Regions from separate parts of the Homo sapiens genome. Here region 2 is linked to region 1. A link is a contact called in ENCODE Hi-C or POLR2A ChIA-PET data. All regions are on one chromosome and are shown on one strand. The core of a region is the stretch at or near the end of the contact, and the rest is flanking DNA. Distances in the headings are between cores, read along the strand shown. Region 1 overlaps TANGO2 (transport and golgi organization 2 homolog). Region 2 has its middle 21 kb from the start of DGCR6L.

Region 1 (4,637 bases), core at 169-2,668:
GGTGCCCAGCCAGTTCTCATGCCACCCAAGCTGCTGTGTGCAGGAAGGTGTGTGGGCCAGGACGGGGCTGCACAGGCCTGGCACTGCCCTCCAGGACAGGGTCACTCAGTGTGGGATGCTGTCAGAATGCCTCTCGGGGCGGGGACTCCAGTCAATGTACAAAGACGTGAAGACTCAGCCACAGAAGGCAGCCACAGGTAGGACAGAGGAGTGACATGGGTCCAGGTGGGCTGCAGTTCTATGGGCTTTGAGGAGGGTCGGGCGGCAGAACTGGGACAACGGCGTCAGTGAGTGAGAGCCAGCTTGGGCTGGCGGGTCACAGCTGCTGGTGAGAAGTCAAAGTGGCGGCCAGGCTAGGGGTCTGTGGGTGGGTCCTGAGCTGAGGAAAAAGAACCTGGGGAAGAGGGGACGCTGAGGACCAGCCAGAGGAGTCAGGAAATCGAGGCCAGAAGCCACCCCTGACCCTGGACTCAGGACGGCCACACCTCCATTCCCCAGGACACCCCAGCATTTATCCACACAGAGAACGAGGCAGAGATATAACCCACATCTAAAATGAAACGTGTAACCACTCTCTAATGCAACTGCTCGGGAAGTTTTCATCATTTTAAAATCTGTACCAGAAATGATTTGAACCATTTCAAGAGGGTCTCAGATTTGAGTCACTGCAAAGTTGCATAGACACCATGCTGCTTGACTTCAAGGCTGAGTGAAGTCATTTCAGGCCAAGGAATCAGGAAGGAAGGGTGTCTGGTGTTTTCCCTTTTTGCAGTTGGGTGAGTGGCAGGTCCCAGCAGCAGACAGCATGCTGCAGGGAAGGTGGAAGAAATGTTAGGAAAGAACTATTGACTGCTACAGGGACTGGAGTAGTGTTGGGCTGGCTAGTGAGTGAACAGAACTCTAAAGAATGTAGGGGCTGGCCGAGCACGGTGGCTCACGCCTGTAATCCCAGCACTTTGGGAGGCCAAGGTGGGCGGATCACAAGGTCAGGAGATCCAGACCATCCTGGATAACACATCTCTACTAAAAACACACAAAAAAATTAGCTGGGCATGGGGGTGGGCGCCTGTAGTCCCAGCCACTTGGGAGGCTGAGACAAGAGAATGGCGTGAACCTGGGAGGCAGAGCTTGCAGTGAGCCGAGATTGCGCCACTGCACTCCAGCATGGGCAACAGAGCGAGACTGCATCTCAAAAAAAAGATGAAGGTAAAATAAGGTCATGTGGGTAGGCCCTAATCAATGTGATGGGTGACTCAGATACGCACAGGGGAAGCTGGTGTGTATACAGAGATAGAAGCAGTCGTCTGCATACCGAGAAGACCCTCAAAAGGAGCCAGCCCTGCTGACGCCTTGATCTTGGATCTCCAGCATCCAATGCTGCGAGACAATAGTGTCTGTTGTTGCAGCCGCCTGGTCTGTGGTGCTTAGTTACGGCAGCCCCAGGAAACTAGCACGCTGAGGAGAGCCAGCCAGCTCTGTATGCGTTTCAGGGCTGCCTCCTGCAGGCTGCTGAAGAGACTCAACCCACCCCGAGTGCTCCCATCTCTGGAAAGGAAGCTTGATGGCTGGCCTGCGGGTGCTGGTCAGTGCCACCCAGCCCCTTGGGTGGAGAGGAGGAGGGTTGACATGGGCCCCTCTTGCTTTCACTCAGAACCCGTGTGTTGCTGCCAGGACCTGTCCTGCGGGTCCTGCCATTCCAGTTGGCCTCGGGATTTCTCTGGACTATTTTCCGAAGCCCTAAGCCAAAGACGAAATGTGCCACCTCTGGGTGACTGAGCAAATGTGCGCTGTGTTTTCCTGACTTCATGGGAGGGTGTGAGACACTTCTGGTGGCTGCTTCTGCTCTGCCTGTGGGGTGTCCAGCCAGGGGAAGGGCACGCTGCAGGCTGGGAGCACAGACACTTCTATGGAGCCCCTGACAGCACCTCTGCAGCACTTTGGGAGGCCTCGTACAGGTACCCAGCTAGGCTGGGCTGGACTCCTCACCTGTGGACTGGAGTAAAAAGTAGGGTGCTTTAGGCCACTATGTTTTTTTTTTTTATTATTATTATTATTATTTTAGAGACAGGATCTTGCTCTGTTGCCCAGGCTGGAGTACAGTGGTATGATCATAGCTTACTGCAGCCTCAAACTCGCCGGCTCAAGCGATCCTCCCACTTCAGCATGCCTAAGTAACTGGGACTACAACACCATGCCCGGCTAATTTTTTTTTTTTTGGTAGAGACAAGTTCTCACTATGTTGTCCAGGGTGGTCTCGAACTCCTGGGCCCAAGTGATCCTCCTGCCTCAGCCTCCCAAAATGCTGGGATTACATGCGTGAGCCACCATGCCCGGCCTCGGCCACTGTATTTGGTAATTTGATACCCATCACGGAAAACCAAGACCCTGCAGCAAGATAACACAATCACTTCATGATGTCACCCTATCTCTTTCAAAACTGCCTGTTTACAGCCGGGTGCGGTGGCTCACGCCTGTAATCCCAGCACTTTGGGAGGCTGAGGTGGGTGGATCACTTGAGGTCAGGAGTTCGAGACCAGCCTGGCCAACATGGTGAAACCCCATCTCTACTAAAAATACAAAAATTAGCCTGGCATGGTGGCGCACACCTGTAATCCCAGCTATTAGGGAGGCTAAGGCAGGAGAATTGCTTGAGCCTGGGAGGCAGAGGTTACAGGGAACTGAGATAGCGCCACTGCACTCCAGCCTGGATGACAGAGTGAGACTCCATCTTAAAAAAAAGAAAAAACGAAAAAAAACCTGCCTGTTTACAGCCCCACGTGATGCCACTTGCTGGCTTCAGCCTAGAGTGGCTGCAGGACAAGCTGTTACTCCATGGGACAGCTTCCATGGGGTCACCACTGAGGGTTTGATCACTGGATCTCAGGCCAGAGTACCTCCTATCTGTCACCAAACTGTCCCCCAGACAGTGCACACACTCACCCCCCGGCAGAACACACTCACCCCCCGAGATGATGCACATACCCCCCGGACAGTACACGCACTCACCCTGCCTAGCAGCGTGGGTGTCAGGTGGTGATGGATAATTAGTGGTTTCAGTTATTGGAACAAAATAAAGCCGAGGTGACTTGCCATCCTCAGGGACCTCACCGTGGTGGGTGCATCCCTGTCTCTCTGGACGTGGGGCGCAGATAGGCTTCTACCCATGTGCAGCCCCACCAGTGATGACTGAGAGAGCTACTTCCTCCTCCCTTTGGGGCTTGATCTGGGTGCTCAGCATGCTGGCTTGTCCCTGAATTATGTATTCAATGAAATCCCTGGCAAACCACCAGCAATTCAGCTAAACATGACTGCTGGAACAAAAATAACCTGGCAATTAATGTTCCTGAGTTATTAGGCAAACATATATAATTGCTCCTTGTTTAAAAACAGACAGCTGAACATCTTAGGACAAAAGTCCATGCTCAGTCAGCTTTTCTTCCTACTTTTCTCCCCTTTATTTTCCCTTTGTAAGAGCATTATGTCAGAATCAGCACCCGAAGCCAACAGCCCCAGCCTGGTTTGGGGCTGGACTGGGATGAGGTGTCCCTGGCTCCCCCGACCCCTGTTCACCTGCAGGGCTGTGGGACGTGGAAGCAGAGGAGGAAGGTATTTAAGAGAGAATGCTGAGCAGAACCACATGGAGCTTGACCCCACCCATAGGGTGGAGGAGCTGTCATCCCAGACCCTGGCACATCCCCACCATAGCACTCAGGGACTGCGGTGTTCCCCCTTCTCCTGCCCGCTGGCCAGGACACAACCAATGGGCACCTACAGGACTGGCCCATCCAGGTCTGGGGCAAGTGCACTGCCTTCTACTAGCACTGTCCAGCCCAGGGAAGGTGGGCTCTCCTGCCATCCCTGCTGCAGAGGTTGGGGGGCACTTCTGCCCAGAAGGGACATGGAGACTTGGGCTGGGTCTGGGTTGAAACATGGCAGTTAGAGGTACAAAGGCTGAGGCTCATCAGGGACAGAGACCACCTCCCCCTACCCCAGGCAGCACATCCCTGAGACCTGGTGCAGCCCTGGGGCCAGCTGGGTGTCAGACCAGGCTGAATGGGGCACCCTGGAGGTGGTAAGGCTTCCATAGCAGACCCCAAGGGCTCTAGGGCATGGCACAGTCCCTGGCAATGACCAAAAGCATTTCCCCAGTTCTGCTGGCAAGAAGCTTCAGGGGCAGGCACTGAGTGGGGGGCACACATGTGCACACAGGTGTGAATGCCTCCAAGGGCATGAATGGTGGGTGCTAGCACCATGTACTTTTTTGTTTGAAATGGAGTTTCGTTCTGTCGCCCAGGCTAGAGTGCAGTGGCACGATCTCAGCTCCCTGCAACCTCCGCCTCCCGGGTTCAAGCAATTCTCTGCCTCAACCTCTCGAGCAGCTGGGATTACAGGCGCCCGCCACCACACCCGGCTAATTTTTTTTTTTTTTTTTTGAGACGGAGTCTTGCTCTGTCACTCAGGCTGGAGTACAGTAGCATGATCTCGGCTCACTGCAAACTCTGCCTCCCGGGTTCACACCATTGTCCTGCCTCAGCCTCCCGAGTAGCTGGGACTACAGGCGCCCGCCACCACACCTGGCTAATTTTTTGTATTTTTAGTAGAGACGGGGTTTTACCGTGTTAGCCAGGATGGTCTCG
Region 2 (4,313 bases), core at 551-3,050, 260 kb after region 1:
CGTGGCATCAAAGGGCTGTCTTCATGGAGAGCAGGAACAGAGACTTTGGGAAGCCAGGGGGCCTTGGCCTCAGCCCTGCTGGCAGAGGGTCCCCACCATGTAGCTGAAGTGCCAGGGTGCTTGTGAGGACTGGGTGTGGTCCAGGGTGACTCAGGGCAAGGCCTGGGGGATGCATCTCAAATCCACAGTCACCAGCCTAGAAACTGGGGTCACACTTCCCACATGGGTTCCCACATGTGGAAATTTCATTCACTAAATAACGACACATCAAGGCAGCAGTATGGATGGGGCACAGCTGTCAAAGTCACCAGCAACAAGTGCAAGAAGAGAAGAGGGAGTTGCAGCCACATAGGTGCCCAGGTGGGCCCTGGGGGTCAGAGAGGGCCTGCCAGGGGTAGCACCCACCATGCTGACCCTGATGAGGAGAGGAAGGAGGGTGTGGGATGCAGGGGAGGGAAAGGTGCCTGAGAGCAGCATGCAAACAGCCTGGGCTCAGGAAGAGCCGATGGCATGACAGGTGCTGGGGAGAAAGGCGTGATAGGTGTGGACAGGGGCCACAGGAGGAGGGATGGTCCTCAGGAAGGGGAGACTGGTGGCTATGGCCGGCTGCCGAGGCTAGCCTCTCTCCAGCAAAATGAGCCTGGATTCATCCACTCCTTTTGTCTCTCCCCTTTGCTCTGTGGTGCCGGCAGGAGGAAGAGGAGCAGAAAAACTGTTGCTCCATTCATCAGGAAGCCTCTCTCTCTCTCGAGTGGTGGTGATGGTGTCCCCCAGGGGCACCTGGCAATGTCTGGAGACATTTACGGCTGTCCCGACTGTGTATGTCTGTGTGTGTGTGTACTACAGGCCTCTGGTTCCTGGAGGCCAGGGATGCTGATACACAACCTGCAATGCACAGGGCAGCTCCCACAAGGAAATTATTCAGCCTCAAATTTCAACATTGCAGAACAGGTCAGGGAGTGCAAGGTACCTCCTGCTCTTTCCAGCAGGTGCAAGGTGCACAGGGAGAAGCAGGTGGGTGAGGTGGGAGGAGGCTGGAGCCAGACCCAGCGTCTGTGGGGTGCAGGAATATCGTGAGGTGACGAGGGGCCCAGCGGTGAGTGATGGGGAGGGGTGCACTACGGCAGGCCGCCAGGGGCGGTTCCACCAAGAAAGTGACATCTGGGAGGGGCATTGAGGCAAAGGGGCCGCGAGAGGGTAGGTGCTCTAGAGGTGGCCCACGGGCGGGCGGCACTGAGGCCGGGCCTGCAGGGGAGGCGGTGTGGCCAGCGGACTCTTGTTGGGTGGCAAGGGAAGGGAAGAACCACAGGGCTGCACAGGTTCCGAGGGGGCCTAGTGGTCCGCATTTGCCCTTGGGTGGGCGGTGGGACTGGGAGGACAGGAGAGGAGCGCGGGGCAAGCCCCTAAGAGGCCTGAGGGGTGGGAGGGAGAGGACGGCTTCCCATACGCCCATTTAGACCAGAGGAGAAGCGGACCCACTTTGAGGGCTGGATTCTCAGCCGATCCGGCCTCAGCTGTGGGTCCACGCGGCTCAAGGACCAGGGAGGAACCCAGGTGTGCGGCTGCGCTGATCGGCGGGCTCCGGACCCACCTGGCTGGCCTGGGGACCTGGGAAACCCGGTGTGGTGGGGAGACCGCAAGCCTGGTCAGGGGTCCCGCTCCCAATGGGGCGGGTCTCCTGTGAGGAAGGCGGAGCTCAGGGCGGGTAGCCCCGGGGACCGGGTCTCTCGCGGGGGTGTGGCCACGGCCCGGTGGGCGGGGCCTGCTGTGGACGCACAGAGGTCTGCAGCGCGCGGGGCGGAACCTCCCGAGGAGAGGGCGCGGCTGGGAGCGCGGGGCGGGGCCTTCCGAGGAGAGGGCGAGACTGGGAGTGTGAGGCAGGGCTTCCCACGGAATGGGGGCGCGGAGCCGGTCCTCCCGAGGAGCGGGCGCGGCTGGGAAGGCGGGTCGGGTCCTCTCGAGGAGCGGGCGCGGCTGGGAGCGCGGGGCGCGGCCTCAAGAGGAGAAGGGGCGGTGGGTCCTGGGGCGTGCCAGAACCCTTGAGGAAGAAGCGCTGGTGTTCTGGAGTATGACCACCGGAGCCGGCCGGGCCTCGGGTTGGGGCGGGGCCTCAGGGGTGGGGTTGGGACTTCGGGATGGGTTCTCCAGAGGTGAGAGCTGGGGTCGTAGGGTGGACCGGCGTCTGCTGAGGAAAGGGAGCTGCTTGGAGCGCGGGGCGAGGGACTCACGTGGAGAAGGCGTGGGCCCTACGGCGGGCGGGGCGGGGCCTCAAGAGGAGCGGGTGCAGATGCTAGGGAGGGGCGGGGCCCCTGGGATGGGGCGGTGTCTCCCGAGGAGTGGGCGCGGCTCGGAGCGTGGGACTTCTAAGGAGAGAGCGCGGCTAGGGGGCATGCGGGGCGGGGAGGGGCGGGGCGGGACCAATAGCGCATACTTAAGCGGCCCGGGCGGGTACCGGCGTCCCGCCATGGCTCTGCGGCGCGTCTTGCCCGCGCTGCGCCCCTACATTCCCCGCTTCGCGCCGCTGTCCACGGCGCCGGCCGCCAGCGAGCAGCCCGCCGCGGGCCCAGGGGCCGTGCCAGGACGTGGGTCGGCCAGGGCAGTGCGGCCGCTGGTGCCCGCCGTGGACTTCGGCAACGCGTAGGAGGCGTACTGCAGCTGGCGAACCTGGGAGCTGGCGCGCAGCCTGCTGGTGCTGCGCTTCTGCGCCTGGCCCGCGCTGCTGGCGCGCCACGAGCAGGTGCGCGGGGTGCAGCCGGGGCGCGGGGCTTCTGCCCGTCCCGGGAGCCTTTACGGAGTTTCCTGGCGTGAAACGGGTGCCTCCCAAGCATCTCCTGGAGCAAGGGAAGCCAGGAAGGGAGGCGTTTCCTGCAGTCCCTTTCTGATATCGCGAATTTTCCTACTTCTCGATGTCTACCAACTAAAAACAATGGTCGTTTTAATATTTACGATATATACCACTTGTGGGAATACAGAGTTATCACTTGGAATTTAAAATGGAGTATTCTTCATGTTGACACAAGAGAAGCCTGGTGTAGGGCTCATAGCCTGGAACCCCAGAGTTCAATCCCCGGGACCCAGCCGCTTCCCAGACACGGCCACTCTGAGAACACTGTTGGGGAAAAATGGGAAGCCCCTCAAACGCCCAGCTTTGAACTCACCCATGGTAACTTTAAAAAGTGTCAGGGCTTTTGGTGGCGGTGGTGGGGGGCAACAAGCAGAACACTGTTTTAGCCGCATCAGCCTAGGGGTACTAGAGATGACGGTTATCTCCAGGTGACCCTGGGAAGAGTTTGCAAGGTTCCGCTTTTTGGCGCCAGGGTATCTGGTGGTGTTGATTTCTCAGGTGAGACTGTACAGAGGTCGGGGGCTGCACCCCTGGCCTCAACAGGAGGCGGGGGAAGGCGGGGGACGGTGTGAGATGAGAAGCACCGAGCCACACTTGAGCTTAGGTGAGGCCTCGGCGGGTGCGAGGTGAGGGCAGGGATCCACGAACTCAGAGTCAGATGCTGTTGGCCCGAATCCCATGGGGAGCGCCAAGGTCAGCCTAGGACCCGTGGTGGCGGGAGTGCGGAGGATGGTGGAGGAAGAAGGAGCTGAACTGGACAGATGGAGGGCTCTGGGAGGGCACTGCTGTGCTTGTGCACACAAGGATGTCTTAAGGTCAAGTTTTGGCCATAGAGAGCCCCGGCCAAGGAGACAGGAGGGCGAGAAGGGACATCCCAGGTAGAGGAACTGGCAAGGTGAGGGACGGCGATGTGGAGGCTTTGGGGAGTGCCCACATCTAAGGGGCATCCCAAAAGAGGAGCCAGTGCTGGTGGTGCTGCAATAGGAGGAGGAGGCAGCAGGGCAGGAATGCCAGGGGAGGGAGTGGCCAGCCACAGGGCAAGGACGGGCATTCTAGGTGGCAGCTGAGTGGGACAGAGACTAGCCATGCAGAAGCCATGCCCACCTTGTGGCCAGGATGTAGTGGGGGCTAGGAAGGCACCAGGTCAGGTTTCTTTTTTCTTTTTTTTCTTTTTCTTTTCTTTTCTTTTCCTTCCTTCCTTTTCTTTTCTTTTTTTTTTTTTTTATGGAATTCGCTCTGTCACCAGGCTGGAGTGCAGTGGCGCGATCTCTGCTCACTGTGACCTCCACCTCCCTGGTTCAAGCGATTCACCTGCCTCAGTCTCCCGAGTGGCTGGGATTACAGGCACGCGCCACCACACCCAGCTAATTTTTGTATTTTCAGTAGAGACAGGGTTTCATCATGTTGGCCAGGATGGTCTCAATCTCCTGACCTCATGATCTGCTCACCTTGGCCTCCCAAAGTGCTG

The links. Hi-C counts contacts between places; a loop is a spot of excess contacts on that map. ChIA-PET counts read pairs that join two places held with the same protein, here RNA polymerase II (POLR2A). Pooled maps may share reads with other maps.
Region 2: a loop to region 1 is called in a pooled map, with 4 times the contacts of the local background. The contact joins two enhancer-like sites. A Hi-C loop is called at or near these places in 1 of 168 maps with a recorded cell type or tissue (CD8-positive, alpha-beta T cell) and 6 of 50 pooled maps. POLR2A ChIA-PET finds 5 or more read pairs at or near these places in 1 of 52 experiments (activated T-cell).

The regions. Positions count from the first base shown.
Region 1 is chr22:20,036,898-20,041,534 of GRCh38, forward strand. The region is part of intron 2 of TANGO2 (transport and golgi organization 2 homolog); the gene reads left to right. Among named protein-coding and RNA genes, the nearest start is that of MIR185, 6.1 kb to the left of the region's middle. RefSeq lists a silencer at 1,649-1,810. Within about 2 kb of position 1,419, at least 2 of the 41 ENCODE cell types and tissues checked have a DNase peak (open chromatin) inside an H3K27ac peak, as active enhancers do.
Region 2 is chr22:20,297,296-20,301,608 of GRCh38, forward strand. It overlaps the pseudogene PRODHLP. Among named protein-coding and RNA genes, the nearest start is that of DGCR6L, 21 kb to the right of the region's middle. RefSeq lists an enhancer at 712-1,213 and silencers at 1,667-1,936, 1,977-2,156, 2,177-2,316, 2,387-2,696. Within about 2 kb of position 1,801, at least 5 of the 41 ENCODE cell types and tissues checked have a DNase peak (open chromatin) inside an H3K27ac peak, as active enhancers do.